Linked DNA regions of Homo sapiens: region 1 is linked to region 2. Evidence: read pairs that join two places in POLR2A ChIA-PET (ENCODE). Cell type or tissue: PC-3. All regions are shown on one strand. Links, peaks and the distances in the headings refer to the core of each region. The heading gives the core; the rest is flanking DNA. Region 1 overlaps SGPP1 (sphingosine-1-phosphate phosphatase 1). Region 2 has its middle 53 kb from the start of SGPP1.

The links. ChIA-PET counts read pairs that join two places held together with the same protein. Peaks named below come from ENCODE experiments on the same cell type or tissue, not always from the same donor. Only the 100,000 strongest peaks of a DNase experiment are listed, where the experiment ranks them.
Region 1: POLR2A ChIA-PET joins it to region 2 with 6 read pairs; 12 of 35 experiments call an interaction of 5 or more read pairs at or near these places.

Annotation. Positions count from the first base shown.
Region 1 is chr14:63,711,031-63,727,922 of GRCh38, forward strand. It overlaps SGPP1 (sphingosine-1-phosphate phosphatase 1), which reads right to left. Exons shown (of 3, transcript NM_030791.4): 1 at 16,231-16,892. Among named protein-coding and RNA genes, the nearest start is that of SGPP1, 8.6 kb to the right of the region's middle. RefSeq lists enhancers at 16,181-16,682, 16,327-16,376 and a silencer at 16,637-16,736. In PC-3, for the core only: no CTCF peak of the experiment used is centred there; no DNase peak of the experiment used is centred there.
Region 2 is chr14:63,772,758-63,789,649 of GRCh38, forward strand. It overlaps a transcript of SYNE2 not described here. Among named protein-coding and RNA genes, the nearest start is that of SGPP1, 53 kb to the left of the region's middle. RefSeq lists an enhancer at 946-1,005. In PC-3, for the core only: no CTCF peak of the experiment used is centred there; a DNase peak (open chromatin) is centred at 9,124.

The sequences.
Region 1 (16,892 bases), core at 4,236-12,235, 63 kb before region 2:
GAGACAGAGTTTCACTCTTGCTGCCCAGGCTGGAGTGCAATGGCGCGATCTTGGCTCACTGCAACCTCTGCCTCCCGGGTTCAAGCGATTCTCCTGCCTCAGCCTCCCAAGTAGCTGGGATTACAGGCGTCCACCACCACGCCCAGCTAATTTTTTGTAATTTTAGTAGAGACGGGATTTCCACATGTTGGCCAGGTTGGTCTTGAACTCCTGACCTCAGGTGATCCGCCCACCTCGGTCTCCCAAAGTGCTGGGATTACAGGCGTGAGCCACTGCACCTGGCCATTAAGATTGTTTTCTAGGGATTTATATTGGTGGGAAAATTCTTTACATAATGTATTACTCAGGGTTCTCCAGAGAAACAGAACCAATAGGATATGTATATCTACATATACAAAGAAAAGTTTATTTTAAGGATTGGTCATGCAGTTGTAGGGGCTGGCAAGTCCAAAATCTGCAGGGCAGGCCGACAGGCTGAAGACCCAGGGAAGAGTTAATGTGTAGCTCAAGTCTGAAACCATTCTGTTGGCAGAATTCACTCTTCTTTGGGGGAGGTCAGTCTTCTCTTAAGGCCTTCATTTAATTGGATAAGACCTACTCACATTATGGAGGATAATCTGCTTTACTCAAAGTCCACTGATTTAAATGTTAAACTTGTCTAAAAACTACTTTCAGAAAAACATCTAGATGTTTTGATCATTTTTGATCAAAAGCTGAGTACTTTTGCTGGCCATGGTGGTCAAGGCCTGTAATCCCAGGAAGGCCAAGGTGGGCAGATCACTTGAGGTCAGGAGTTCCAGACCAGCCTGGCCAACATGGCAAAACCACATCTCTACTAAAAATATAAAACTTAGCTAGGCGTGGTGGTAGGCACCTGTAATCCCAGCTACTGGGGAGGCTGAGGCAGGAGAATCGCTTGAACCTGGGAGGCGGAGGTTGCAGCGAGCCAAGATCGCACCACTGCACTCCAGCCTGGGCAACAGAGCAAGACTCCATCTCAAAAAAAAAAAAAAAAAATCTGAGTACCTTTACTCAAATAAACTGATACATAAAATTAATAATCACATATAATATTAAATAAAAAGAATAAACTCCACATATAATATGGTCCCAACTATTTTCAAATTGTAAGGAAATAAAAAATTAACATTAGCTTTTTCTTTTTTTAATTTATTTTCTAAGTCTTCTATAAATTTCAGTACTTATCTTGCTTGTTCTCTTAGCAGAATAACAATGTTAACTACTTTTCTTTTCTAGAAACACCCTCTCTCTTACTTTCACTTCTGGCTTCCCTCTGTACTACATTCATTTTATGATACTGTCCAATCTACACCCCTCTCTTCTGAAAACTTCCCCCACTTGGACCCAGCAGTGTGGCCCTGGAGACATGCTCATCCCCTGTGATCCTGCTCCCTTGACCACAGCTACTTGGATCAGGAATGAACACTTGGCACTAGGGAAGCAAAACCATTGGCTGTGCTGAGCCAGTCAGATTCTTTTTTCTAAAAGTAGCTGCAAATAAAGTCAGAAAGAGAGTCTCTACTGTGTGCTTGAATTTATAAAAATAAAACTATGAGTGAGGCAGACATGTGCGTATGAAAACAGAACATTTTTAATTTTTTTGTATTTTTTACTTATTTTTTGTTTGTTTTTTTGAGGGAGGGTCTTGCTCTGTTGCCCAGGCTGGAGTACAATGGCACCGTTACAGTTCACTGCAGCCTCAACCACCTGGACTCAAGTGATCCTCCTGAGTAGCTGGGACTATAATCCCAGCTACTTGGGAGGCTGAGGCAGGAGAATTGCTTGAGTCTGTGAGGTGGAGGTTGCAGTGAGCCGAGATCGTGCCATTGTACTCCAGCCTGGGCAACAAGAGCAAAACTCTGTCTCAAAAAAAAAAAAAAAAAAAAAATGGCATTTCACCATGTTGCCCAAGCTGGTTTCGAGCTCCTGGGCTCAAGCAATCCACCATTCTCAGCCTCCCAAAGTTCTGGGATTACAGACCTGCACCACTGTGCCCAGCAGACCCTCTCTTCTTCTGTGTGTACTCATTTTGCACCTATATGCTGATGACAAGAAACTGGTCCTGATCTTCATGTATAGAACCATCTCCTGGACAGCTCCAGATGACTTATAGACACTTCAAACTCGAAATACCTAAAACTGAAGTCATCTCCATGCCGTTGCCACTTTCCCCAAATCTGACCCACTTTCATTATTTGCTATTTCTATAAACCAAACTACTACTTCTCAGCTTGCCAAGCAGGAAACCTCAGAACAATACTTTTTTTCCTTCTTACTGATATATCCAATTAGTCACCATGTTTTGTCAATTCTACCTCTTAATATCTATCAAATTCACCCATTTCTCTCTACTGCCATTGACACTAAGTCAGGGACTGGCAAAGCTTTTTGTAAAGAGCCTGATAGCAACTATTTAGGCTCTGTGGCCTAAACGGTCTATGTCAGAACTGGTGTCAGTCATAATCCCAAAAGATACAATCCTGAATGTTGAAATCCCAAAAGATCAAAATCTCTAAAGTCTAAAATCTCTAATATCTAAAATCCTGAAAATTAAAAACCCAAAATATTAAAATCCTGGAATTTGAAAGCCAAAATCTAGGGAAGAAATTTAGCACATTTTTGGTTGTATGTGGGATAGCCATATCATGTTAGGTGAAGTATTTTCTTGCTATTGTCTTTACATGGAAATTATATACAGTTCATACATATGGGTGTGAAGTTGACAAGGTTTGAATTTGTGGACTTAATTTTAGGTGTCAGCTTGACTGGATTAAGAAATACCTAGAAATCTGGTAAAGCATCATTTTGGGTGTGTCTGTGAGCATGTTTCCAGAGGAGATTAGTGTATGAGTCAGAGTGGACTAGATGGGAAAGATCTGCCCTCAATGTTGGCATGCACCATCTAATCTGCAGGAGGCCCAGACAGAACATATCCAGAAGGTTAACTGGATTCTTTGGGAGATGGGACAGACTTTTCTTCTGCTGCCTTGGATGTTAGAACTCCAGGCTCACCAGCCTTGGGATTCCAGCACATACTTACACCAGCAACCACCCAGATCCTGAGGCTTTCAGCCTTGGACTGGGAGTTACACCATCAACTTCCCTGGTTCACAAGGTAAAAATGTAGAAACTTAATAAACGAAGTGATGTACATCTGCATTTGTGAAAGATAAAATTTCTTGAGATCTTGACTCTTTGGGTGACTGCACATGTGGTAGCTGGCCCATGTGGTTTTTGATGGATCTCATCAAAAGGCTCAGATTGTCTATCATGGTATTTCAGATGACCACAGTTAATAAAGTGGAGTGCACACAATTACCAGCCATAGTGATAAATGTTTGTACTTCACTTTTTTAACTCTTTATTTTTTTTAATTTTCATTTTTTACTAATGGAGTCTCGTTCTATCTCCCAGGCTAAGACACAGTGGCATGATTATAGTTCGCTGCAGCCTCCAACTCCTGGGCTCAAGTGATCCTCCCACCTCAGCTTCCCAAGTATCTGGGACTACAAGTACATACCACCACACCTGGCTAATGTTTAAATTTTGTGTAGAGAAAGGGTCTTGATTTGTTGCCCAGGCTGGTCTCGAACTCCTGGCCTCAAGTGATCCTCCTGCTTTGGCTTTCCAAAGTGCTGGGATTACAGGCATGTGCCACCATGCCCAGCCTTGACCTCCTTCTATTTTTATTTATTTTTTTTTTTTTGAGACAGGGTCTCACTGAGTTGCCCAAGCTGGAGTATAGTGATGTGGTTACAGCTCACTGCAGCCTCAGGTGATTTTTCCCCACCTTAGCCTCCAGAGTAGCTGGGACCACAGGCACACACCACCACGCCTGGCTAACTTTCTATATTTTTTATAGTGATGGAATTTCACCATGGTGCCCAGGCTGGTATCCTGAGCTGAAGAGATCCTCCTGCCTCAGCCTCCTAAAGTGCTGGGATTACAGGCATGAGCCACTGCTCCCAGCCGACCTTTTTTTTTTTTTTTTTTGAGATGGAGTGTTGCTCTTGTTGCTCATGCTGTGATTTTGGCTCACTGCAACCGCTGCCTCCCGAGTTCAAGTGATTCTCCGCCTCAGCCTACCAAGTAGTTGGGATTACAGGCGCCTGCCACCACGCCCAGCTAATTGTTTGTATTTTTAGTAGAGACAGGGTTTCACCACGTTGGCCAGGCTGGTCTCGAACTCCTGACCTCAGGTGATCCACCCACCTCAGCTTCCCAAAGTGCTGGGATTACAGGCATAATCCACCGCACCCAGCCAATGACCTTATGAATACAGTTCATCTGCTCATAACTGTTGTACCTGTGCAACTGTCATTAGTATACCTGAGTATGCTTATAAAAATATGTATGTTATTATTGTCTATTTTATTGTTTAAAGTGACTTATGAAGCATTCTGTTGTGTGTTTGTATGTTGTTCGAATAAAACCCCCTTTTTTTTGAGCCGGAGTTTCACTCTTGTGAAACTCAGATCCATGAGAAAAGGGAAACAAATGAGCCCTGTGATTGCATTATCCTGCTGCTAGAGGCAGTTTCCAGGCTGTAGCACAGGAGGAAGAATCAAAACTGAGTCCAGCAGTTTCCCTGAGTTAAGGGGAGAAAGACTAGTATCCTCAGAAGCCAAAGAGGCTGTAATTTGCAGGACAGAGTATTGGAGAGACAAATCTCAGAGACTGAGCCCTGGAGATATGTAGAGGGAACTCATGAAGTTGCTGGCTGAGTACTAATCTGTGCATGCATGGGGAGAAATCCACCAGACTGTAGAAAAAACCACTGTGGAGAGGAGCAGGCCAAACAATTCCCAAAGCTCATATAAGCTTGCAATTGCTTTCCCATCAAGCAGTGAAGAGGGAATTGGGTAGAATGGTTAGAAGGTTATCATGTAAGTAGTGAAGCTAAATTAGCCTTAACCTACGATTATTCTGGACCATCCTATCAAACCTAGAAGGATTTAAACTGACAAGTAATTTAACTGCACACCAGAACAAACTCCAAGACTATGTAAAGAAATACAACAAAATCCAAAACTGTAAAAATTACCAAGCAAGGAATTAGGAAAATATGATCTATAATCAGGAGAAATAATAGAAACACACAAAGATGACAAAGATGATGGAATTAGAAGATAAATACCTTAAGATTGCTATAAAACATCTTATAAATTGGCTGGGCAAGGTACTGTAATCCCAGCACTTTGGGAAACGGGGGTGAGAGGATAGTATGAGCCCAGGAGTTCAAGACCAGCCTGGCCAACATGGTGAAACCCCATCTCTACTAAAAATACAAAAATTACCTGGGTGTGGTGGCGAGCGCCTGTAATCCCAGGTACTTGGGAGGCTGAGGCAGGAGAATCGCTTGAATCCGGGGGGTGGAGGTTGCAGTGAGCCAATATCACACCTCTGCACTCTAGCCTGGGCAACAGAGCAAGACTCAGTCTCAAAAAAACAAACAAAAAAATTAAAAATATAAAATTAAAAAATTTAAAAAATTAGCCAGGCATGGTGGCACACACCTGCAGTCCTAGCTACTCTGGATGCTGAGGCAGGAGGTTCCCTTAAACCCAAGAGTTCGAGGCTCTTGGGTTTAAGATCTCACAATTGCACCCCAGCCTGGGTGACAGTGAGTCTCTGTACCCAATAATACTTTTTTTTTTTTTGAGATAGAGTCTCACGCTGTCACCCAGGCTGGAGTGCAGTGGCACAATCTCAGCTTACAGCAACCTCTGCCTCCTGGGTTCAAGCAATTCTCCTGCCTCAGCCTCCCAAGTAGCTGGGATTACAGGCGCCCACCAACATGCCAGCTAATTTTTGTATTTTTAGTAGAGAGGAGGTTTCTGCATGTTGGCCAGGCTGGTCTCAAACTCCTGACCTCAGCTGATCCACCTGCCTTGGCCTCCCAAAGTGCTGGGATTACAGGCATGAACCACCGTGCCCAGGACCCAACTGTAATTTTTAAAAATCTTCTGAACTTACTCAAGAATACAGAAATATAATGAGCTGAGAAATTGAAGATTTTTTAAAAGACCCAAATGCAATTTCTAGATATAAACTACACAGAATCTGAAATTATACCCTATCCTACTTGATAAAATTACCAGAAAATTAGAGATTGCAAAAGAACAGGTAAGTGAACTTAAAGCCATAGCAACAGAAACTGTAAAAAAGGAAGCAGGGAAAGCAAAAATGCTTAAAAAAAAAAAAAAGAATAGAGCTTCAGGGACCTGTGAATGAACAGTTTAAAACACATGAAATTGGAATTTCTCTTTTTTTTTTTTTTTGAGACGGAGTCTCACTCTGTCGCTCACGCTGGAGTGCTGTGGCATGATATCCGTTATCGGCTCACTGCAAGCTCCACCACCCAGGTTCACGCCATTCTCCTGCCTCAACCTCCCGAGTAGCTGGGACTACAGGCACCCACCATCATGCCCGGCTAATTTTTTTGCATTTTTAGTAGAGCTGGGGTTTCACCATGTTAGCCAGAATGGTCTCAATCTCCTGACCTCGTGATCCGCCAGCCTCGGCCTCCCAAAGTGCTGGGATTACAGGCATGAGCCACCACACCCGTACTGAAATTGGAATTTCCAAAGAACCGAATGGAAGTGGGGAAGGGAGAGGAAAAAAATTCTAAAAATAATGCTGAAGATCTTCCAAATATAACGAAAACTACAAACCCATGGATTCAAGCTCAATGACCTCAAAGCAGAAGAAATACAAAGAAAAAGCATGTTAAGGCACATCATTTTTAAATTGCTCAACACTAGAGAAAAAGAGAAAATTTTAAAACCAGCCAGAATAAAAAATACATATTAAGTACTGGGGATCACAAATAAGAATTTCAGCAGATATTTTGTCAAAAACTATGCAAGCCAGAAGGCAATGGTACAACATAGTACTAAAAGTGCCAAAAGTAGCCGGGCACAGTGGTTTACAACTGTAATCCCAACACTTTAGGAGGCTGAGGCAGGCAGATTACTTGAGGTTAGGAGTTTGAGACCTGCCTGGCCAACACAGTGAAACCCTATCTCTACTAAAATTACAAAAAAATTAGCCAGGCATGTTGGTGCTCGCCTGCAGTCCCAGCTACTTGGGAGGCTGAGGCAGGAGAACTGCTTGAACCCAGGAGGTGGAGGTTGCAGTGAGCCAAGATTGGGCCACTGTATGCCATCCTGGGGAACAGCGCAAGACTCCATCTCAAAAAAAAAAAAAAGAAGTGCCAAGAGAAAAAACAAAACTATCAACCTAGAATTCTGAATTCTGTATCTTTATTTTTGGATTCTGTACCTCATGAAAATATTTTTCCAAAATTAATTCAATATATTTTTCAAATAAAAGAGCTAAGGAAATGTTATCACCAGCAGATCTATAGTAGAAAAAATGTGAAAAGAGGCTCTTTAGGTAGGAGAAAAATTATACCAGTTCCAAAACCATATTGGGACATTCTATATCATACATTGGAACATTATACAAAAATAATAACGATGAATTGTGAGCCTTAGGACATATATGGATATAAATGCATGACAAAGAGAGGGCAGGGATAAGTGGAAATATACTGTTGCAAGGTTCTGATGCTATACTTGAACTAATGTAATATTATTTTAAGGTGAAGCAACCACTAAAAAAAGATACAGTTTTTAAAAATCAACATGTGCCCTATAAATATATGCCTACTAGGTACCCATAGCAATAAAAAAATTAAAAATCTGTAAAGATCAGTAAGTAAAATACCAATAATCTAAGTGAAAAAAAATAAAAGAAATGCTTTGAATAGACAGCTCACAGAAAAGGAAACATAAGTGGTCAATAAACCTATGGAAAGTTCTTCAACTTTACTGATAAGACTAATTCAAATTAAATACAATGTTAAAATTACTTTGTCATCTGTAAAATTAGGATAGTAAAAATTCATATATATGTATATACATATATATATATATATATATATATATATATATATATATTTTTTTTTTTTTTTTTTTTTTTTTTTTTTGACATGGAGTTTAGCTCCTGTCATCCAAGCTGGAGTGCAGTGGCATGATCTTGGCTCACTGCAACGTATGCCTCCCAGGTTCAAGCGATTCTCCTGCCTCAGCTCCCGAGTAGCTGGGATTACAGGTGCTTGTCACCACACCCGGCTAATTTTTGTATTTTTAGTAGAGACAGGGCTTCTCCATGTCTGACCTCGGCTGATCCGCCCACCTCAGCCTCCCAAAGTGCTATGATTACAGGTGTGAGCCACCACGCCTGGCCACATAAAAATTATTTTTTTTTAATTTAAGAAAAATTATTTTGAGGAATATCAATAAATTTGATAACATACTGCAACACTGAAAGCATAGGAAACCAGATACTCTCATACATTTCCAGGATGAATGTAAATTAGTACAATCTTTATGACAGGCAATTTTACGTTATCTGTTAAAATTTAAATGCCTATATTCTTTGACATAGTAATGTGTTCCAGTAAACAGTCACTGTGTCATTACACTAGCAAACAATTGGAAAACTAAAGGTATTGGAATATTTCTTGAGGGGAGCGCTGGGAAAATAAATAAATAAATGTATAGAAATAGTCAACTTATTAAATTATGTCATATTAATATATTGGAACAGCATGCAAATGTGAAAAAAATTAGATAGCATTTTCTCTCTCCTTCTGTTTGCCTCTCTCCCTCTCTCTCTCTATATATATATAGAATTAATTTATGTAAGGCATTTTTAAAAATCATAGACACATAATTAGTATTCATTAATTGTTGGACTTAAAAAAAAAAAGAAGGCCAGGCACGGTGGCTCATGCCTGTAATCCCAGAACTTTGGGAGGCAGAGGCGGGCGGATCACCAAAGGTCAAGAATTCGAGACCAGCCTGTCCAATACGGTGAAACCCCATCTCTACTGAAAATACAAAAAAAAAAAAAAAATTAGCTGGACATGGTGGTAGGTGCCGGTAATCCCAGCTACTCGGGAGGCTGGGGCAGGAGAATTGCTTGAACCCAGGAGGGGGAGGTTGCAGTGAGCAAAGATGGCACCACTGCACTCCAGCCGGGCGACAGAGGGAGCCTGCATCTCACAAAAAAAAAAAAAAAAACATGCTGGGCATGGTGGCTCATGCCTGTAATCCCAGCACTTTGGTAAGCTGAGGCAGGAGGATCATTTGAGCCCAGGAGATTGAGACCAACCTTGGCAACATGGTGAAACCTATGTAAAAACAAAAATGGTAAGAAAAAAAGAAGAAATAGAAAAAAAGGAAGGAAGGATGGGAAGGAAAGAGAAAAAGGAAAAGAAGGATGGATGGATGGAAGGAAGGAAGAAAGAGACGGAGGGAGGGGAAGGAAGGTCTTTGCAATATATTACTAAGTGATAAAAGCAAGATCCAGAACAGTACAGTATATTACCTTGTGTATGAATAATAAACTATATAGGCCGGGTGCGGTGGCTCATGCCTGTAATCCCAGCACTTTGGGAGGTCGAGGCGGGTGGATCACCTGAGGTCAAGAGTTCAAGACCAGCCTGGCCAACATGCTGAAACCCCATTTCTACTAAAAATTAAAAAAATTAGCCGGGCGTGATGGTGGACGCCTGTAATCCCAGCTAGTTAGGAGGCTGAGGCAGGAGAATCACTTGAACCTGGGAGCCGGAGGTTGCGGTGAGCCAAGGTCGCACCATTGCACTGCACTCCAGCCTGGGCAACAAGAGCAAAACTCCGTCTCAAAACAAACAAACAACTATATAAATGTATGTCTGCAAAAGTAGAGACTACCTCTGGGAAGCTAAACAAGAGATGTCTAACACTGAATCCTTCAGAAAAAAAGACCCTAGAAGCTGTGGGACAGAGAAAGAAATGTACTCTTCTTTTCATGTTTCTTTTTTTGAGACAGAGTCTTGTTCTGTCAGCAGGGTTCAAGCAACCTCTGCCTCCCAGGTTAAAGCAATTCTCCTGTCTCAGCCTCCCAAGTAGTTGGGACTACAGGCACCTGCCACCACACCCAGCTAATTTTTGTATTTTTAATAGACACGGGGTTTCACCATATTGGTCAGGCTGGTCTTGAACTCCTGACCTCAGGCGATCCGTTCGTCTCGGCCTTCAAAAGTGCTGGGATTACAGGCGTGAGCCACAGCACCCAGCCTAATTTCTGTATTTTTAGTAGAGACAGGCATGGTGGTGGGTGAGCCAAGATCGTGCCACTGCACTCCAGGCTGGGCAACAGAGCAAGACGCCATCTCAAAAAAAATACAAAATTAGCCGGGTGTGGTGGCACACACCTGTCATCCCAGCTACCCAGGAGGCTGAGGTAGAAGAATCACTTGAACACAGGAGGCGGAGGTTGTAGTGAGCCACGATCATGCCACTGCACTCCAGCCTGGTGACAAGAACAAGACTTCGTATCCAGAAAAAAAAAAAAGGAATTAGTAATAAGGACTTATAAACTCAGGAAAACGTGAATTTCAAACACAAGTATCGTGCTCCATAAAAAAGAGGCAAGCCAATTCAATTTTTTAATAAACTGTGTTTCTTTCCAGAATTACCATAGTGATCAATTTTTCTTGGATCTTGCAGCCTCCTCTGGTCTTTACTGTGACCTACTTTTGTAACTCTTACTTTTTGCCTTTCTTCCATTTATCTTTTCATGACCTCACAGATATCTTCTTCTATTATTTACAGTAAACAACATTTTGACAGAATATTCTTATGTGTCTTTCTTTTCCAAAGCTCTTACTATGTTTATCAAATTTTTTATTTATATTAGGTGACAAATCAGCATTTGATTTCAGTCAACATCTTCATACATGTTTAAAACACAAATATTTGTGGATGTTGCATATGTATGTACATACACAAACACAAATTATCTTCTCAAGGTATATAAAAGCTATTCTCATATTTTAAGAATACAATCATATATTTCAAAAATAATATTACTGCAAGCATACCTTAAAAATCACACACAAAGTGTGATTTAAAATGAATTTTCTATATAAGCTGCTGAGTCAGTCTGAGCCCCTGACACTTACTGGCTAGGTTACTTTGCTTAAGTTACATAATATAACCTCCCTGTACCTCAGTTTCCTCATCTGTAAACCCATGCTAGTAATAGGAACATTGGGGTATTATAGAAGAGTAAATGAGATAAAAGACATTTCAAACAATGTCTGATTCATAGTAAGTGCTTAAAAATATATATTAACAGCTGGGCGCAGTGGCTCATGCCTGTAATCCCAACACTTTAGGAGTCCAAGGTGGGCAGATCACAAGGTCAGGAGTTAGAGGCTAGCCTGACCAACATGGTGAAACCCTGTCTCTATTGAAAAAAAAAAAAAAAAAAAATTAGCCGGGCGTGGTGGGGCGTGCCTGTAATCCCAGCTACTCAGGAGGCTGAAGTAGGAGAACTACTTGAACCCAGGAGGCAGAGGTTGCAGTGAGCCAATATCGCACCACTGCACTCCAGCCTGGGCAACAGAGTGAGACTCCATCTCAAAAAATAAAAAATAAAAAATAAAAATATTAACAATGCTATAACATTATTATTATAAAATATAATTATTATAATAAAAAGTAGTAAAAGCACACAAAATGAAAGACTAGTTGGCAATGAGTTGTCTATAAAGTAAGTGCTACAGCTAATTTTTAGCAGGGCAAGGTGGCTGACGCCTGTAATACCAGCACTTTGGGAGGCCGAGGTGGGAGGATCACTTGAGCTCAGGAGTTCAAGACCAGCCTAAGCAACATGGCAAAACCCCGTCTCTATAACAAACAAACAAACAAACAAAATTAGCTGGTGGTAGTGTGTGCCTGTGGTCCCAGCTACTTGGGAGGCTGAGGTGGGAGGATCACTTAAGCCTGGGAGGTCGAGGCTGCAGTGAGCCGGAATCGTGCCACTGTACTCCAGTCTGAGCGACAGAGTAAGACCCTGTCTCAAAAAAAAAAAAAAAAAATTAATCTAAAACCTTCTAATTAAATAAAGTATACAGTTAAAACTGATTACATTCCATATTATTTAAAAATTAAATTAATTCAAGTCAAACAGAGCTTTAAAAATTAAGAAATTTTATTTTTGAAAAGAACATGCAAACATAAATGGAAAAGGAACGTCATATTGTTTATCTTATTCTTCAAAGGACTATTTATTGTCTTTATATCAGATGCTCCTTATTTCTTAATTTTTTTTCCAATTCAGGCTACAAAAAATTCCAATGAATAATATGAGAGCAATAACCATTATCCTAGGCAATGGATCTCAAGTTATTTAATCCTTGGGAAAAGGTCATAACATTTTCTATCCTCCATCACCATAAAATTTATATACAAAACTCTTTAAGTAATTACTTGGAGCTATACTATTCCAATCTCTCCTTTGTCTTATAACGTACCTTAAAAAAATTCAGGCAGGGTGCAGTGACTCACGTCTGTAATCCCAGCACTTTGGGAGGCTGAGGGGAGTGGATCACGAGGTCAAGAGATCGAGACCATCCTGGCCAACATGGTGAAACCCCGTCTCTACTAAAAATACAAACATTAGCCGGGGGTGGTGGTGTGCGCCTGTAGTCCCAGCTACTGAGGAGGCTGAGGCAGGAGAATCGCTTGAACCGGGGAGGCAGAGTTTGCAGTGAGACAAGATCACACCACCACACTCCAGCCTGGGTGACAAAGAGAGATTTCGTCTCAAAAAAAAAAAAAATTCAAAGACTGGAATTTCAAAGAAGCTGAGACAGCAATCTTGAAGAAATACAACTAACTCCTCACTCATCTAATGGGTCAGAATCTCTGGGAAACTTACCCTGGGAAATGTAGAAATCTGCATTTTTAAACAACCCCGAGTTTGTACGCTGTCTTTTTTTTTTGAGATAGGGTCTTGCCCTGTCATCTAGGCTGAAGTGCAGTGGTGCAATCACACCTCACTGCAGCCTCAACCTCCCAGGCTCAAGTGATGCTCCCACCTCAGCCTCCCTAGTAGCTAGAACTACAGGCATGCGCCACCATGCCCAGCTGATTTTTGATTTTTTTTTGCAGAGACAGGGTCTCGCTATATTGCCCAGGCTGGTCTCCAACTCCTGGGCTCAAGGGATCCTTCCGCCTCAGCCTCCCAAAGTGCTAGGTGTACAGGGATGAACCACTACACCTGGCCATATACTGTCATTTTAAGTGTAAGTGAGGAATAATGAAACAGAAAGGATTAATTTAAAATGCTCTGGGTGGTGAATCTTGAGCAAATTTCAATGAGGGCAGAAACATTAAGTAGTAGGTAGTAGTGAAGTAGTAAAGCCAAGACAAAGGAATGGTATAGAACTCAGTTTCAAGAGATGTTTCAGCACGCCAGGCATATATAAGTAACCATACCTGTCCCAAATAAGCAGCTGAGGCACAGCAGATAGGCAAGACTGCCAACCAAAACTTATTAGAAAAACACCAGGCTTTCATTATTTAATTCTTCCCCCAGTTTCTAGGGGAAAGGCTTTCTATATAAGCCTCCAATGCAGTACAATACTAATTCACAGAGTAGAGGACCCAAACAGCTGAAGCAAAGGAAGGTACTTTTGTTTTCAATAGATAACAAGGATCTTTAAAAAAAAAAAAAAAAAAAAAAAAAGGAAAAGGAAAAGGAGGCCAGGCGCGGTGGCTCACGCCTGTAATGCCAGCACTCTGGGAGGCCAGTGGTGGGGAGGCCGATGAGCGGGGGGCGGCTAATTTTTTGTATTTTTTAGTAGAGACGGGGTTTCACTGTGTTAGCCAGGATGGTCTCAATCTCCTGATTGAGATCAGGAGATTGCAGAGAGCCGAGATTGCGCCACAGCACTCCAGCCTGGGCAACAGAGCGAGACTCCGTCTTAAAAAAAAAAAAGGAAAAGCTGGCACTTGGGAGGCCAAGGAGGGAGGATAACTTGAGCCCAGGAGTTCGAGACCAGCCTAGGCAATATAGTGAGACCCCGACTCTTAGGGAAAAAAAAAAGGAAAAAGGTTAAAAAGCCATCTTGTTTTTTGTACTGGATTATTAGTCAAACATTTATAAACACAGAACTTTCATATAAAGGAGGCTTAGGCCAGGCGCAGTGGCTCACGCCTGTAATCCCAGCACTTTGGGAGGCCGAGATGGGTGGATCCCCTGAGGTCAGGAGTTCAAGACCAGCTTGGCCAAAACAGTGAAACCACATCTCTACTAAAAATCCTTAAAAAATTAGCTGGTGTGGTGGTAGGCGCCTGTAATCCCAGCTACTCGGGAGGCTGAGGCAGAGAATTGCTTGAACCTGGGAGGCAGAGGTTGCAGTGAGCCGAGACTGCACCACTGCACTCCAGCCTGGGCAACAGAGCGAGACTCCGTCAGGAGGCTTTCTTTCAGAACAACTAACCGAAAAATCATGCAAATTTAGAGTGAAAAAATGTAAAATAAGAAATTTAAAGCATTACAAGATTAATTTTAATGTAACTGGTCAGTTTGCACATCTGTAAAATGACAGTTTGAAACTAAGTGATTTCTAACATCCGGTCTACTTCAAAGTCTAAAATTCTATGATACGCAAATTTCTTAAACTTTGAGTTAAATATACTAGGTTGTTTAAAAACTAAATCTAAGCTTATTCTGATAATTCAAATAACCCTGAAATGTTAGAATATCAATATCCCATAAACGATTCAGCAGTACTGTTTTCAGACTTCCAGTTAGTATGTGTCCAGAACAAATAAAGAGCAAAAATAGCTATTTTCTCTTACTTTGACTGCTAATACTAATAGCATACAAAATAGCTACTCACTGAGAAGGCATCATAAAAGGCTCTATTGTTACAGAATCCTAAAAGTCTCACGAAAATAAGAGAAACATCATCAGCTAACATCACCAGGCCAAACACAGCTCATTGAAAATCTTAAATTCTGAAATATTTAGATTAAATGAAAACTTCGAGATATTTATCTGTTACGCAAAACAGGTAGCACTGCTTCACAATCTGAACATCACCGTATAGCTCCTTTGGTTAAACAGAAAAAAACTTCCCATGGTACTCTTTCCTCCTAATTCTGCCATTCTTACTATGCACAATGCGTATTTTCCATGTACTGTAAGAGAGATGCACTACACAGAAGTATCCATGGGGACGAAATTTTATCTACACTGAAATTTAATGTGGGATAAGTAAGCTTATCATAATGGAGTTTTACACAGAATGTGTATTTCTCAATGTAAAATGATTTTGTGAAGTAAAGGGGGAAAAAATAGAGGAAGTTTGTTTCCTTAGAATCTCCACAATTACGCACTTTATTCTTAAAATAAGGGACTGGTCTGCAGGATTAACAAATCTTACAGTTCAAAGACAGATAAACATTGGAAGGCCAAAAGAAGTAAGCAAAATAAAAACGATTACCATTAAAAACTCTTCCCTTGGCAGTTTTCAGAGAGGGTTAAAAAAAAAAAAAATTTTCCTGATTGTCAGGCTGACCCTGCTGTCATATTTGCCATTTTTATAAACCCACTAGTTTGATCAAGAGCCCTATCTTTAAGAATAACTTTTAAACCATGCATTTTTAGAGTTAATGAGGCAATAACACTATAGTATTACAGTTGTAGCTCAACAACTGTTAGATACTACAGATTAGTGATCCAGAAGATAATCAAACTTTATCAGCAAAGTAGCAACCACACCCCTTAAAAACAGAACTCACCCTGTGCTCCATTAACTTCCATAAAGGGAACTTCGATGAAAATCGATTACTTCATTGCTTGGAACTAGCATGTTTGTTTTGGAATTACACTAACGTTTTGTAAACACTGTCTCACGGTAAAGCTAATGACTTTACCTCTTTCTGAAACAGTTTTAGGGAAGAAGGCACCATATATTACGGTGAAACTGGGTCTTAGTTTACATAGCGATTATTTAAAAAATTCACTTCCACTGTGCATTACAAGAATTAAAGCCGTTTAAAAAACTCAACCAAAGCCCAATGACAATGTATTACTCTAGGAAAAGTGTGTCCTTTGGGTTCTAAGGCATTAAATTGGAATTTAATATTAAAATAGAATTCAACGGCTAAGTATCCAGTTTCCCCCAATCACTTAATTTTTCAAAACCCAGAAAGGGCCTGTTTGCGAGTATTGTGAAAACCTGTGGAAAGAGAGGCTTTGGAGGGGAACGGTCGAATTAAAATAAATGCAGAGAGCAAAGAGAACTCCGAGTTCTTTGAACTCCCCCAGGCTGAACAGGACGAGAAGGAACCCTACCTGCCAGCGGCCATAGGTGAGGAGGACCATAGAAATGGGGATGGCGGTGCCGGACATGGCATGGGTGGAGGGCATGCTGTACTCAGAGTTGTAGAAGACCTCCAACTTGACCACGGGCGGCGAGGCGGGCCTCGGCCAGCGGATGATGTCCTTGGTGCACTGGCCCAGGTACATGACCAGCACCCAGATGACCACGAGCCTCCGGCCCACCAGAGGGTCCAGGTTCCAGATCCAGAAGGGGAAGAACAGGATGTAGAAGAGTTCGTTGCCCAGCTCCGTGCCGAAGCAGAACAGGCAGTAGAGCGGCCAGTTGCTCACGCGGGCCAGCTGGCCCTCCTCGCCCGTCAGCGAGTTGCGGCGCAGAGCGCCCGCGCGCCGCGGCGAGGCCGGGCCCAGCTCGGCCGCCAGCCCGTTCCGCACGCCGTTGGGGGCGCCGCCGCCGTCCGGCTTGGCCGGGCACTGATTGCGGTCGCTCCCGGGAGGCTGGGGGCCTCCAGGCGCCCCTGGCTGCCGCCCTCGCAGTCGAGGGTCTCCGGCGAGAGGCGCCTCCGCTTTCTCATCCTCCCTCCGGTCTGCTGAGCGGCGCGGCGGCGCTTCCACCCCGCACAGCCGCTGGAAACGGGCCACTTTCTGCGGGTCCTGCAGACGGCCAACCAGCTGGG
Region 2 (16,892 bases), core at 5,239-13,238:
CAAAACAAAAATCTAAGCTACATTACTTTTTTTTTTGGAGATGGAGTTTTGCCCTTGTTGCCCAAGCCATAGTGAAATGAAGCCATCTCGACTCACTGCAACCTCCACCTCCCAGGTTCAAGTGATCCTCCTGCCTCAGCCTCCCGAGTAGCTTGGATTACAGGTGCACACCACCACACCTGGCTAATTTTTTGTATTTTTAGTAAAATGGGGTTTCACCATTTTAGCCAGGCTGGTCTCGAACTCCTGACCTCAGATGATCTGCACGCCTCGGCCTCCGAAAGTGCTGGGATTACAGGCATGAGCCACTGCGCCCAGCCTATATTACATTTTAAAAGAAGTTATTTGCCATTTTATTGTTGTTTATTATTCATATAATAAATTTTACTGTTTAAACTCCATTTTGTTATTATAAATTTATTTAAATGCTATTTATTTTATTGCTTAAAAAAATTTTTTTTGGACAGGGTCTCACTCTGTCACCCAGGCTGGAATGCAGTGGCTCAATCACGGCTCACTGCAGTCTCAACCACCCGGGCTCAAACAATCCTCCCACCTCAGGCCCCTAAGTAGCTGGTACCACGGGTGCACACGACCATGCCCTGAGAATTTTTGTATATTTTGTAGAGACAGGGGTCTTCCCATGTTGCCCAGGCTGGTCTCAAACTCCTGGGCTCAAGCAATCCACCCGCCTCACCCTTCTAAAGTGCTGGGATTACAGGTGTGAGCCACTGCTCCTGGCTAATACGCTACATTTTTTAAAGCCTATTTTTAAAATAAGTTTTTTCTTTGTTTGTTTTTACTTTTTTAGAGATGGGGGTCTCACTATGCTGCCCGTGCTAGAATATAGTGATTATTTACAAGTGCAATCATACCATGCTATAGACTGAAACTCCTCGGTTCAAACAATCTTCCTGTCTCAGCCTCCTGAGTAACTGGGACTACAGGCATGCACCAACATGCCCAGCAAAAAGAAGCTATGTTTAATATGGTTATTATGAGCAAGACTGTCATGTCTAAAGCAACAGACTTCAGTTTTACATGAAAAGTGCAGATACCAATGCATTTGCCTCTGATGATCTGTGATTATCCTTCTGATAGAATAATCTCTTGTTTGAGCTAAGCACATCTTGTTTGAAATACGATTATATATTTAGCAATCCTGACCTCTCATAGGACTTTTACACCTATAATAAAATTATTAATGCTTTGCATTTGTAAGGCATTTCATGGATTTTCAAGTGTCACTAGAAGACGTTTCCCTCATTGTACAGTTCAGAAAACTGAAGACAAGAGGCTGGGTGCGGTGGCTCATGCCTGTAATCCTGGCACTTTGGGAGGCTGAGGCGGGCAGATCACGAGGTCAGGAGATCGAGACCAGCCTGGCCAACATGGTAAAATCCCATCTCTACTAAAAATACAAAAAATTGGGCAGGCGCAGTGGCTCACGCCTGTAATCCCAGCACTTTGGGAGGCTGAGGCGGGCAGATCACCTGAGCTCAGGAGTTTGAGAGCAGCCTGGCCAACATGGTGAAACCCCATGTCTACTAAAGATAGAAAAATTAGCCAGATGTAGTTGTGGGCGACTGTAATCCCAGATACTTGGGAGGCTGTGGCAAGAGAATTGCTTGAACCCGGGAGGTGGAGGCTGCAGTGAGCCGAGATCGAGCCATTGCACTCCAGCCTGGGTAACAGAGTGAGACTCCGTCTCAAAAAAAAAAAAAAAAAAGAAAAAAAGAAACAAAAAAAGAAAACTGAAGACAAGAGAGAAGTTTTTTTCTTTTTTTTCTTTTTTGAGACAGGGTCTCGCTCTGTCACCCAGGATGTAGTGCAGTGGTGTGATCACGGCTCACTGCAGCCCCCATGTCCCAGGATCAAGCAATCCTCCTGCCTCAGCCTCCCAGGTAGATGGGACTACAGATGTGCATTACTACACTTGGCTAAAGAGAGGTTTTAATAAATAAAATAGCTATAATTTGGTAGGTAGAATTTAAATTATTGTATTAATAATTGTCTTCATATGCTATAACAAAATGCCATAAATTGCATGGCTTAAACAACAGTTTAAGCCATTTAATGAAATGCAAGGCAGCATGTTAGGCACTGACAGAATTACAGCATTAATAATATGACATGATCTGTGTCTCCAAGAAGCTTACAATGTAGGAAGGGCAATCTGCCAGTATTTTAATTTAATTTTATTTATTTATTTATTTACTTTATTATTTATCATTTTGAGATGGAGTTTCACTCTTGCCGCCCAAGCTGGAGTGCAATGGCATGATCTTGGCTCTCTGCAACCTCCACCTCTTGGGTTCAAGTGATTCTCCTGCCTCAACCTCCCAAGTAGCTGGGATTACAGGTGCCCACCACCATGCCCAGCTAATTTTGTATTTTTAGTAGAGATGGGGTTTCGCCATGTTGGTCTGGCTGGACTCAAACTCCTGACCTTGGGTGATCCACCACCTCGGCCTCCCAAAGTGCTGGGTTTACAGACATGAGCCACCACTCTTGGCCTTTATTTACTTATTTTTTGAGATGGAGTCTCACTCTGTTGCCCAGGCTGGAATGCAGTGGTGTGATCTCGGCTCACTGCAACCCCTGCCTCCCAGTTTCAAGTGATTCTCCTCCCTCAGCCTCCAAAAGTATCTGGGATTACAGGTGCCTGCCACAGTGCCCAGCTAATTTTTGTATTTTTAGTAGAGACTGGGTTTTGCCATGTTGGCCAGGCTGGTCTTGAGCTCCTGACTTCAGGTGATCTACCTGCCTCGGCCTCCCAAAGTGTTGGGATTACAGGCGTGAGCCACTATGCCAGACCTATTTTATTTATTACTATTTTTTGAGACAGGGTCTCACTCTGTTATGCAGGCTGGAATGTAGTGATGTTACCACGGCTCACTGCAGCCTCAACCTCCTTGCCTCAAGTGATCCTCCCGCCTCAGCCTCCAAAAGTAGCTGGGACTACAGGTGCGTGCCACCGCCCCTGGCTAATTTTGTTTGTTTGTTTGTTTGTTTGTTTTGTAGACATGGGGTCCCACTATGTTGCCTTGGCTGATCTGCCAGTATTTTAGGGGAGATATAGTAATAGCTTTTGTTAATGGGCTAAAAAAACTAGGCTTCTTCTCAGTTAACACATTAAAAAGAGCCCCTAGTACTTTTCCTTTACCATTAGACGCATACAGAGTGCATTTGGTAAATTAGTAAGCACACCAAGGGAGAGGCAACACACTGACCTATATCAATGTATTGTTTTTCATTTAAATAGCATCTTAATTCACTGGAGACTTTAAATGAATGTTTATTAGAATATTTACACCTATTGATTACCATGGTAGCAGATGATTAGTGAGTTCGATGCCACAATTAAAATGAAAATTCCTACTGCTCTGATGAACAGGAATGTCCAGATGATGGCAAGTCTGAAACTTGCAACAATCAGATAAATTATTGCATGAACCCTTAAGCAATGACAATCTTTTGCAAATATGTCTGATTCTAGAAGGTTCACACAATTATAGCTTTGGACTATTGAGAGGGTCTTAGTCCAATCCAGCTGCACACGTGCCTTTGAACTTAAGTAATATCTACTGTGAATAGCACACATTTCTCAGCACAAATCTCTTTGCCTTTTAGTTTTACTACCATAATGAAAATGTTAAATAGTACAGAATAATAATATTTATGTCAAAAATAGTAAGAGAGTTTTGCATTATAGATCCTTGGATGAATTCAAATAGAAAGAAATCAGAGGAGTATTTTACTGACAAATGATCCCACCTGCTGTCAAGTGGGCAGAGCTTTGAAGATCACCCAAGACTGGGAATTTCTTTTTTTCTTTCTTTCTTTTTTTTTTTTTTTTTCAGACAGAGTCTCACTCTGTTGCCCAGGCTGGAGTGCAGTGGTATGATCTCAGCTCACTGCAACCTCCGCTTCCTGGGTTCTAGTGATTCTCCTGCCTCAGCCTCCCAGGTAGCTGAGACTACAAGTGTGCGCCACCACCACCCAGCTAATTTTTGTATTTTTCGTAGAGATGGGGTTTCACCATCTCGGCCAGGCTGGTCTCAAACTCCTGACCTCAAGTGATCCGCCCACCTTGGCCTCCCAGAGTGCTGGGATTACAGGTGTGAATCACCATGCCCAGCCAAAACTGGAAATTTCTAAGCCAAAGATTATTTTTGTACACATTCACCATTCTTCTATAGGCAAACAAACTAAAATACATTGTTATTTAATTTTAGAGACTCCTAGAGATTTTCTAAACTAGGATTTGCAATTGTTTTTAAAAAACAGTGGCACACTACCTTTAAACAAAATCACATACAGCAGCCCAACATATTAAACTACTGTCTGGGAGGAGGTAGGAAATTCTTTATCTAACAAATGGGGAAAATCAGTAAGCTATATTATGAGGCTTTTAATGAGTAAGATGACTCACAGCTGAAAGAATTTGCCCTTGACTGCTATGACAGAATACTTTGTTAAAACAGAGGACAGTCTTGCAATTCAGAGCAAGAACAGTGGGAAACCATCTTTTCTATTCCATTCCCAGCAACTAAATTATTATGAATGGAAATATGTCCAAATGTGGTTAATATCTTCTACTTATACTTCTCATACAAACTGGTATACAGGCCAGGTGCAGTGCCTCATGTCTGTAATCCCAGAACTTTGAGAGGCTGAGGTGGGAGGATTGCTTGTGCTCAGGAGTTCAAGGCTGCAGTGAGCAGCCTAGGTGACAGAGCAAGACCCTGCCTCAAACAAAACAAAACAAAAACAAATTGGTGTATGAAACCAGTCTGAGACCTTCAGCTTTGAAGACTCACAGAAGATAATTATTATAATTTAAAATTTTCCACGTTACAGTTCTGTAATAGTGGAGTAGTTTGTATTGGATCAACATTCCCACATACAATAATAATATATATTTTAAAGACAGGGTCTCGCTCTGTCACCCAGGCTGGAGTGCAGTGGCTCAATCATAGCTCACTGTAACCCGGAACTCCTGGGCCTAAGGGATCCTCCAGCCTCAGCCTCCTAAGTAGCTAGGACAACAGGCACAGGCCATCATGCCTGGCTAGTTTTTAAATTTTTGGTAGAGGCAGGGTCTTGCTATGTTGCTCAGGCTGGTCTCAAACTCCTGGCCTCTATTGATCCTCCCATCTCAGCCTCCCAAATGCTGGGATTACAGGCATGAATCACCATGCCTGACCGAGAGTAGATCTTGAATGTTCTAACTACACATGAAAAAACAGTAACTATGTGAGGCAATGGATATATGATATGATATGGTTAGGCTTTATGTCACCACCCAAATCTCATCTTGTATTGTAATCCCCAGGTGTTGAGGGAGGAGGCTGGTGGGCGGTGACTGGATCATGGGGGCATTTCCCCGCATCCTGTTCTCCTGATAGTGAGTGAGTTCTCACGAGATCTGGTGGGTTTATAAGGCAGTTTTCCCTGCTCTTGCTCATGCCCTCTCACCTGCCCCGTTGTAAGATGTGCCTGCTTCCCCTTCCTCTGCAATTGTAAGTTTCCTGAGGCCTCCCCAGCCATGCAGAACCGTGAGTCAATTAAACCTCTTTTTTTTAATAAATGACCCAGTCTTGGGTTTGTCTTTACAGCAGTGTGAAAATGGATGAATACATGCTAATTAGCTTGATTGTGGTATTCATTTAACACTATATGCATATGTGAAAACATCATGTTGTACACCATCAATATATACAACTTTTAATTTTATTATTTTATTTATTTATTATTCTTAAAATTTTTCCTGAGACCGGGTCTTACTCTGTCACCCAGCCTATAGTGCAGTGGCATGATTATAGCTCACTGCAGCTTCAACCTCCTGGGTTTAAGTGATCCTCCCACATCAGACTCCTGAGTAGCTGGGACTACAGGCATGCACCACCATGCCAAGCTAATTTTTGTCATTTTTGTAGAGACAGGGTTTCACTCTGTTGCCCAGGCTGGTCTCAAACTGCTGGCCTCAAGTAATCCACCCACACTGGCCTCCCAAAGTGCCAAAATTACAGATTTGAGCCACCGCACCTGGCCCATTATTATTTTTTTGGAATGGGGTCTCACTATGTGGCCCAGGCTGGTGTTGAACTCCTGGCCTTAGTGATCCTCCTGCCTCAGTCTCCCAAAGTGTTGGGAGTCTCCCAAAGTAGCTCATGGCTATGAGCCACTGTGCCCAGCCTATAAGCACATACAATTTTATTTCATCAATGTTACCTCAGTAAAGCTGGGAGGGAAGAAAGAAAGAAATTAATCAACAGGCCAGACGCAGTGGCTCAATCCTGTAATCCTAGCACATTGGGAGGTTGAGGTGGGTAGATCACCTGAGGTCAGGAGTTCGAGATCAGCCTGGCAAACATGGTGAAACCCCATTTCTACTAAAAATACAAAAAAAAAAATAGCCTGACATGGTGGCATGTGCCTGTAATCCCAGCTACTCAGGAGGCTGAGGCAGGAGCATCACTTGAACCTGGGAGGCTAAGGTTGCAGTGAGCTGAGATCATGCCACTGCACAACAGCCTGGGCAACACGAGCAAAACTCCGTCTCAAATAAATAAATAAATAAATAAATAAATAAATAAAATCAGTAATCTAAATTTCCACTTTAAGAAGCTAGAAAAATACTCTGTTCCCCTTCTCACTACTGCGCTTGACTGGTCTCAAAAAAAAAAAAAAAAAGCTAGAAAACGAGGATCAGCTGCAAAAACCTCAGAGCTAACCTCACACAATCAGTGAAATATTGAATTATTTTTTGTAAGATCAGGAACAAGCCAAGACGTCCCCTCTCAACATTTCAACTCAACATTGTATTAGAAATCTTAGCGAATGCAAATAAATAAATAAATAAAAGGAACCGGGCACAGTGGCCCACACTTGTAATACCAGCACTTTGGGAGGCTAAGGTGAGCGGATTACTTGAGGTCAGGAGTTCGAGACCAACCTGGCCAACATGGCAAAACCCCATCTCTATTGCAAATACAAAATTAGCCAGGCGTGGTGCCACGTGCCTGTAATCCCAGCTACTCAGGAGGCTGAGGCAGGAGAATCGCTTGAACTGGGGCTTGAACTGGGGCGGGGTGAGCAGGGGCGGAGATGGGCAGAGTTTGCAGTTAAGAGAGCAAGACTCCATCTCAAAAAATAAATAAACAATAAAATAAACGGAATACAGATGGGAAATGAATAAGTAAAACTTTCAGTGTTCACACATATCATGATCATTAATTTTGGAAATCCAGGAATCTATAATAACTCTAGAATTAATAATCCCAAGATCATAGGACACATGGTCAATATTTTAAAATCAATGACATTGGAAATACAACTGGAAAATGAAATGAAAACAATTCTATTTACAATAGCATAAAAATACTTAGGAATAAATCTCACAAAAGCTGTGTAAGACTTCCACCCTGAACACTACAAAACAAACTGTACTATATTTATACAATGGAATACTACTCAGTAATAAAAAGGGGCCAGGCATTGTGGCTCATGCCTGTAATCCCAGCACTTTGGGAGGCCGAGGCGGGCAGACGATTTGAGGTCAGGAGTTCAAGACCAGCCTGGCAAACATGGCGAAACCTCATCTCTACTAAAAATACAAAACTTAGCTGGGCATGGTGGCAGGTGCCTGTAATCCCAGCTGCTTGGGAGGCTGAGGCAGGAGAATCGCTTGAACCAGGGAGGTAGAGGTTGTGGTGAGCCGAGATCATGCCACTGTATTCCAGCCCGGGCAACAGAGCAAGACCCTGTCTCTAAATAAATAAACAAATAGGATCAAACTATACAGTTTCTACTCTCTGCAAGTGAATAGGCTGAGAAAATTGTAAGGGACTCTGAATGGACATAAAAATTCTGCTTGTTAAGAACAAGTCTGGCTCTGGTAACTGACCTTCATAACTAAAATATAAAACTGTTTGAGAAGTATTAAAAAAAATGAACAAACTACTGAAGCCTACATCAACTTGCCTGAATCTTATTACATTGAACCAAAGAATCAAAAAAAGAATACATAATCTATGCTTCATTTGCATGTTGTTCTAGAACAGGGAACACTTATCTGTAGTGAAAAAATCAGGACAGAGTTTGTGGATGGCATTGGGATGGGGATCAACTGAGAAAGAAGAACAAAGGAGCTTTCTGGGGTGATGGGAATGTTTATCGGGAGGTTAAATGGGTATATTTAGTTGTTAAATGATACCCTTAAGATTCTTGGACACCAGGCACGGTGGCTCACGCCTGTAATCCCAGCCCTTTGGGAGGCCGAGGTGGGCGGATTACCTGAGGTCAGGAATTCGAGACCAGCCTGATCAACATGGAGAAACCTTGTCTCTACTAAAAATACAAAAAATTAGCCAGGCGTGGTGGTGCATACCTGTAATCCCAGCTACTCAGGAGGTGGAGGCAGGAGAATCGCTTGAACCCAGGAGGCAGAGGTTGCGGTGAGCCGAGATCGCGCCATTGTACTCCAGCCTGTGCAACAAGAGTGAAACTCCAACTCAAAAAAAAAAAAAAAGAAAGATTTGTGGACATCGCTGTATGGAAATTTTACCTGAAAAAATGGAAAAGAAGTATAAATAAATATTGAAATTCATGAGATTTGCTTTCCACAGTAGTATGAATTAGCAATCCTAAAAGTACCTCATTTGCATTCTAGGTTTGCGCAAATAAATAAGTATATAGGAAGATAATGAAAGCCACTTTTTTTTTCTTTTTTTTTTCTTGGAGACGGAGTCTCGCTCTGTCGCCCAGGCTGGAGTGCAGTGGCGCAATCTTGGAAAGCCACTGTTTTCTCACTGTTGGAAATGGAAGTTACACATATGGAGAAGAGGAGGGCTAGCATGAACCCCAGAGGTAGAGAGAGAGATGGACCTTAGGCCTTCTCTCTCTCTATATATATATAAAGTTATATTTATATACTTTTTTTCTAGCATTTTCTCCAGTGTGGGACTAGAAACAATGACACACCAATAGCAGTGAGCACACCTAGCACCCAGATTTGATTCCTTTATTTTCCTCTTGGGCTTGCAAAAGAATAAGGTAGTATAGAATATCCTGTGTCAAATTGGAAAAGTGTTTAAAAGGTCAGGAGCAGTGACTCATACCTGTAATCCCAGCACTTTGAAAGGCCGAGGCAGGAGAATCACTTGAGTCCAGAAGCTGGAGACCAACCTGGGCAACAGAGCGAGACCCTGTCTAAGAAGAAAAGTAGCCAGGCGTGGTGGCACACAGCTGTAGTCCCAACTACTTGGGAGGCTGAGGCAGGAGAATGGCTTGAGGCCAGGAGTTTGAGGCTGTTGTAAGCCATGTTCATGCCACTGCACTTTAAGCTTGTGCTACAGAGCAAGACCCCATCTCAAAAAAAAAAAACCAAAAACAAAAAATGAAAGAAAAGGGCTTAAAGAATGATTGGGGGCCAGGCACAGTGGCTCACGCCTGTAATCCCAGCACTTTAGGAGGCCGAGGTGGGTGGATCACCTGAGGTCAGGAGTTCGAGACCAGCCTGGCTAAAATGGTGAAACCCTGTTGAAAATACAAAAATTAGTCGGGCCTGTTTGCATGTGCCTGTAATCCCAGCTACTCAGGAGGTTGAGGCTGGAGAATCACCTGAACCCAGGAGGCAGAGGTTGCAGTGAGCTGAGATCACACCATTGAACACCAGCCTGCCAACAAGAGTGAAACTCCATCTCAAAAAAAAAAAAAAAAAAAAAAGAGTGACTGGAACACATCAAAAGGGACAAAAGATCTAACTTGAAAGTCTCTTACCAGCCAAATTCCAGGCAATTTGATCATCAAAATAAATAATGATAGAAATGGAGTATTACCCATTGAATAAAATAAGACTCTGTGAGCCCGTATTGATAAGAATTAATGAATAAATAAATAAGAAAGAAGAGAAAACTTTTACTTGTAAGAGAATGCCAACTACAAAGTGTAGAAGAAATGGTAAAGTGAAATATTATTAGCAGATGCCAAAACTAGTGGGTAAAACATGACAGAATATTCACATAGTATAAAAGTACTTTCCCATGAATTACTTAATATTAAAATTACAAATATATAAAATCAATTATTTGTAAATTAAATTGAAATAATTAAATTTTGTTTAATTAATATCCTCAAATATTAATTAATATAAAATATTAATTTTAAAATGGAGAAGTCTGGTGGCCATCATCTTCACCTGGTGATTATAGTTAACATTAGCGATATTGGGACAATCTGACATATGTCTCCTGATAAAATGCTTTAAGAAGGATATTGATATGGTTTGGCTGTGTCACCACTCAAAATCTCATCTTTGATTGTAATCCCCATAATCCTCTTGTGTCAAGGGAGAGACCGGGTGGAGGTAATTGAATCATGGGAGCAGTTCTCCCATGCTATTCTCATGATAGTGAATGAGTTCTCGCGAGATCTGATCGTTTTATAAGTGTTTGGTAGTTCCTCCTGCGCTAATTCTCCTTTTTGCGGCCTTGTGAAGAGGGTATCTTGCTTTCCCTTTGCCTTCCGCCATGATTATAAGTTTCCTGAGGTATCTCCAGCCATGGGAAACTGTGAGTCAATCCCTTTATAAATTACCCAGTCTCGGGCACTTCTTCTTCTTCTTTTTTTTCTGAGACTGAGTCTTGCTCTGTTGCCCAGGCCGGAGTGCAGTGGCGCGATCTTGGCTCACTGCAACCTCCGCCTCCCGGGTTCAAGGAATTCTCCTGCCTCAGCCTCCTGAGTAGCTGGGACTACAGGCGCACGCCACGACGGTCTCGGAGACTTCTTTATAGCAGTGTTAAAACGGACTAAACAGATATAGTATCACTTTTGTGGTATTCCTGCCAAAAATGCATAACCTGAATCTAATTATGATGAAACATAAGACACATCCAAATTGAATAACATTCTACAAAATATCTGGCCAGAGGAGCAGTTCCAGACTAAAAGAGACCAAAGATTGCCTTTATAACTGCCAGAAAAGAAAAAGAGAGATCAAAGACTCATTACAACTAAATGTAAATATGTAATCCTGGCTTGGATCCTGGACAAGGAAAAAAGAAATAGCTGTGGAGGACTCTATTTGAACAATTTATGAAATTTGAACAGGGACTGTAGATTCAATAGTATGGTATCAACGCTAAACTTTCTGATTTAGGTCATTGTACTGGTTATTTAAGAGAATGTCTTTGTATTTAGAAAATACACGCAAATGTATCAAGGGGTAAAGAACACAGTTGCCCTCTATACCTGGTAACAACTTAACTTTAAGTGGTTCAAAAAATATACATGTGCATATATGTGCATGCATGCATACAAATAAATGTGTGTCATAGAGAATGATGAAGCAAGTGGTGCAAGACAGAAACCATTTGTGGGTCTAGTGGGTAGATAGGAATTCCCTATACTATTCTTGCAAGTTTTTTTGGTAAATTTGTAATTTTTTGGGCCAGGTGCGGTGGCTCATGCCTGTAATCCCAGCACTTTGGGAGGTTGAGGCGGGTGGATCACGAGGTCAGGAGTTCGAGACCAGCGTGTCCAATATGGTGAAACCCTGTCTCTACTAAAAAAAAAAATACAAAAATTAGTTGGGCATGGTGGTGCACGCCTGTAGTCCCAGCTGGTCGGGAGGCTGAGGCAGGAAAATCTCTTGAACCTGGGAGGTAGAGGTTGCAGTGAGCTGAGATCGTGCCACTGCGCTCCAGCCTGGGCAACAGAGTGATACTCCATCTCAAAAACAAACAAACAAACAAACAAACAAACAATTTTTGTTTGTTTGTAGAGATGGGTCTCTCTATGTTGCGCAGACTGGTCTCAAAGTCCTGGGCTCCAGTGATCTTCCCACCTGGGCCTCCCAAAGTGCTGGGATTACAGGAATGAGCCATGGAGCCCAGCTATAAATTTGTAATTATATAAAAATAGTTTATGCTGAGTGAAGTGGCTCATGCCTGCAATCCCAGCATTTTGGGAGGCAGAGGCAGGAGTATCACTTATACCCAGGAGTTCGAGACCAGCCTGGGAAACATAGAGACCCTGTCTCCTATAAAAATAAAAATATATAAATAAATAAGTATAGTTTTAAAAGTTATTTGCACCACCTATATATCATATGTATAAGTGTACCTGCACACATATGTGTTTGTTTATGTGTGTACATCTACTAAATTCAGTGGTGGACTGTTATTTTTTTGGGGGGGTGAGGGGTGTTGTATTTGTGAATGTAGGAAAAACACAAGCTCTTTGTGTTAAGTTTGAAGTGGTGATCCTCATTCTTAAGGAAAACAAACCCTCTTGTATTGATAAGTCCCACTATTCACTATTCCTCAAATGTTTTATTTTTGTTTTGGAAATATTGAAGAGTTGGGAAAATATATCCCACCTTACTTTCACCCTTAATCGGAATTGGCACACTTCAGGCCAGGCACGGTGGCTCACACCTGTAATCCCAGCACTTGGGAGGTCAAGCGGGCAGATCATCTGAGCTCAGGAGTTCGAGACCAGCCTGAGAAACATGGCAAAACCCCGTCTCTACCAAAAATACAAAATGTAGTTAGGTAGGTGGTGCACACCTGTGGTCCTAGCTACTTGGGAGGCTGAGGTGGGAGGATTGCTGGAACCTGGGAAGTTGAGGCTGCAGTGAGCCATAATTGTGCCACTGCACTCCAGTCTGGGTGACAGAGTGAGACCCCATCTCAAAAACAAAACAAAACAAACAAACAAAAAAAACACCTGGCACACTTCATATCCAGAATCTATTAGGATTAACTCCCAGTTACAATTTCAAACCTGTTCATGAAGTAATTATGGTCTATTTACCTGCTTCTAGGGATGAATTGCTTGAAGGAATTGGCATGATCCAAAAAAGAACCATGTGCGACAAGTGTGGATATCTGTCCACAAAACGTACAAGATTCTGTACTATCTTTTGATATGTGGCTATGTCTCATAAAACCAAAGAAATATGAAGCTTTAGTGAAGCTTTTTTTAAATCATTATTGACATTATACACACACTTGGTTTAAAGACTCAAGTGATTTAACAAGTTTTGTTAAGAAAAACAGCACAGGCATGGTGGCTCACACCTGTAGGTCCAGCATTTTGGGAGGCCAAGGCAGGAGGACCAATCGAGCCCAGGAGTTCAAGACCAGCCTGGGCATCATAGCCATACCCCATCTATACAACCAAAATTTAAAAATTAGCTGGGCAGCCGGGCGCAGTGGCTCACGCCTGTAATCCCAGCACTTTGGGAGGCTGAGATGGGCGGATCATCTGAGGTCAGGAGTTCAAGACCAGCCTGGCCAACATGGTGAATCCCGTCTCTACTAAAAATAAAAAAAATAGCTGGGCATGGTGGTGTGTGCCTGTAATCCCAGCTACTAGGGAGGCTGAGGCAGGAGACTCTCTTGAACCCAGGAGGCGGAGTTTGCAGTGAACTGAGATCACACCACTGCACTCCAGTCTGGGCAACACAGCAAGACTGTCTCAAAAAAAAAAAATAGCTGGGCATGGTGGCATGAGCCTGTGGTCCCAGCTACTCAGGAGGCTGAGGCAAGAGGGTCACTTGAGCCCAAGAGGTCTAGGCTGCAGTCAGCAGTGATCATGCCACTGCACTCCAGTCTGGGTGATAGAGCGAGATTGTCTCAAAAAGAAAAAAGAAAAACAGCACTGCCCTTCCCTTCTTCCACCCATTACTTTCCCTTCTCTTCAGACATAACTACTTTCATCATTTATAACTGATTGTTTTGATGTTTACTGCCATGTCTTTAAACAACATGCTTAATTGTTATTTCTTGGGTCTTCAGTTTTGTAAACTATCTGTTGGTTTCCTATTGCAGATGAGGACCCAACTCTATTTGCTCTTCCTTCACCAACATTAAGTACGTAATTATGATTATGTAAACATTATTCATAGCTGAGAGAAGTAGTATATGCTATGATTATCTTCTTATCCTGAATAAATCTTTATTTTGCCTAGATTTAATAATTGTGCTTTTTCTCTCTTTTTAAAAAAAGTTTTTTAGACAGGGTCTCGCTCTGTTACCCAGGCTGGAGTGCAGTGGTGCAAACATGGCTCACTGCAGCCTGGACATCCTGGGCTCAAGTGATCCTCCCACCTCAGCCTCCCAAGCAGTGGGACTACAGGCATGTTCCACCATGCCTGTCTAGCTTTTGTATTTTTTGTAGAGACAGGGTTTCGCCATGTTGCCCAGCTTAGTCTTGAACTCCTGGGCTCAAGCAATCCACCTGCCTTGGCCTCCCAAAGTGCTAGGATTACAGGCATGAGCTACTGTGCCCAGCCTTCTTTTTTCTTTCTTTCCGTTATTTTTGAGCCCGGGTATACATACATGCATACAATATATGATGATCAAAGCTGGGTAATTGGGATATCGACAATCTCAAATATTTATCATTTCTTTGTGTTGGCAACATTCCAAATCTTCTCTTCTAGCTATTTTGAAATGTATGATTAATTATTGTTAACTATAGTCACCTCATTGGGCTGTTGAAATCTAGATCTTATTCCTTCTACGCAACAAAATTTTTGTACCCATTAACTGACTCATCTTCTTCCCCACCTCCCCACTACTCTTCCCAGTCTCTGGTAACCCCAATCAACTCTCTACCTCCATGAGATCAATTTTTTTAGTTCCCACATAGGAGTGAAAACATGTATTGTCACTCTTTTGGCCAGAAACCTCTGTGGCCGGTGATGCCTTTGCCTGAGTTCTTATCCTGCATCCAGGAAGAATGAGGTATGCAGACAAGTGGACGATGAGCAAGATGAAGAGGAACTTCATTGAGTGTTAGAACAGCTCAGAGGAGACCTGCAGTGGGTAGCTCCCCTCTGTAGCCAGGTTGTCCCAGCAGGCCCTGGAGTGGGTGGCTCCTCTCTGCAACTGGTAGTCCCATGATCTCTCCATCCTCTGCCCTGCTCTGGCTGAGTTGGGGGCTTTTATGGACCTCGGAGAGGACAAAGTGCTCTGGGTCCATAGGCAGCCATGGGCTGGCTGGAAAAGGCACCACAAGTGCCCACTTGGACCCACAGGGACTGGCACCTGACCTGCAGCCTTCAGGCCCTCCCTGCCCTGAAGGTGGGGTCTTACAGGGACCGCTCCCTTTGCCCAGGAGCCTGTCTGCATCCCACTGTGCCACCAGCATCCATGGCACCCAGGCTGTTCTCACCAAGGGGCTTCTGCAGGCCAGTGCCAAGCCGCCCTCAGCCCCCACTTGGCTTCCACTCTCAGCGCCCCCTTGGCTTCCCCTCTCACGCTCGTGGGTGCCCAAATTCTGGAGGCAGCAGAGGCGGCAGAGGGCTGGCGTATAAGCACTGCCGCAAGCTTGAGCACACCCAGCTGGACTGCGACAGCATCCCTGCTCATCCCCAATCCCTGCTTTGATATTGGAGCCATGCTGGGAGAGGAGAGAGGCCAGGCAGAGGGAGAAGAAACCCGCGAGCCTGCTGGGACAGGGATGAGGAAGCCTTCCAGGGTCCCCAAGGGTGCAGACTGTAGAGACAGCTGCCTGGGTCCTGCACCTGGGAGGGCAGCTGCAGCTGCAGCTGCACCAGGGAGTTCTCGCCCTGCCAACTCAGAAGGGGCAGAGCTTCTGCTTATCACCGGCTCCTTGGAGCAGGAGGCCTGGGTCTGCAGCAGTGGGTCAGGCAGCTGCAGCTGCACCCGGGAGGGCAGGGCAGGGATCCTGCCTGCTCCCGGCCCACACAAGAGCACAGGGAGGCTCGGATCTGCAGCCACAACTTGGGTGGCTACAGCCTGTCCAGGAGAGCGGGGCTCCTGCCTGCTCCATGGAGCAGGAGGCCCAGGTCTACAGGCACGGTTTGGACGGCTGCAGCGGCACCCAGGAAGCTCCCGCCTTAACTCAGAAGGAGGGGGGTTCCTGCCTGTCCCGGCGTCCCGCTGCCTCCACGGAGCATGCAGCCCCAGCCGCACCTCCCCACTGCCTGGCTTATTTCACTTAACATAATGTTCGTACACTGATGAGGAATGTAAATTAGTACAGCCACTATGTAAAACAATATGGAGTTTCCCCCAGAACTAAAAATAGAACTAGCATATGATCCAGCAATTCCGCTGCTGCGTATATACCCAAAAGAAAGGAAATAAGTGTATCAAAGAGATATCTGCACTCCCATGTTTATTGCAGCACTGTTCACAGTAGCCAAGATGTGTAGTCAACCCAAGTGTCCATCAACAGATAAATAGATAAAGAAAATGTGGTGTATATATACACAATGGAATATTATTTAGCTATAAGAAAGAATGGATTTCTGTTATTTGCAGCAACATGGATAAAACTAGAGAACATTATGTTAATTTTCTTAGTTTTCATTACCCCAAACCCTTTGCCAATTTGTCTAAATCTCCTTTCAAGAGGTTCTGATGCATCAAATATTTCACTGGTTTCATCATCTAAAGAAATCCCTCTTGGTGCCTATGATCTGCTCCAACTGAACAGGTTTGCTCTCAGTGCCTGGTGACAGCTGTCAACTGGGGAACTCCCTTCACTATCCTGGTGCTTATCCTAGATCTCCTGTTTCCTGTGTCCTATGTCATTTTCATTTTTTGGTTATATTTTTGTTTCAGAAGAGCATATCTCTAGTAAATTCCTAGTAAAGATACGAAGGAATTTTGTTTCATTTTGTTTGCTTTTTCATTCTTTGCACGCCTGAAAATATTCCCATTTCCCATCTTGTATTTGATTTATCAGAAGTAGAATCTGGCCGGGCGCAGTGGCTCAGACCTGCCATCCTAGCACTTTGGGAGGCCAAGGCAGGCAGATCACCTGAGGTCAGGAGTTCAAGACTAGCCTTACCAACATGGCGAAATCCTGTCTCTTAACTAAAAATACAAAAATTAACCAGGTTGGTG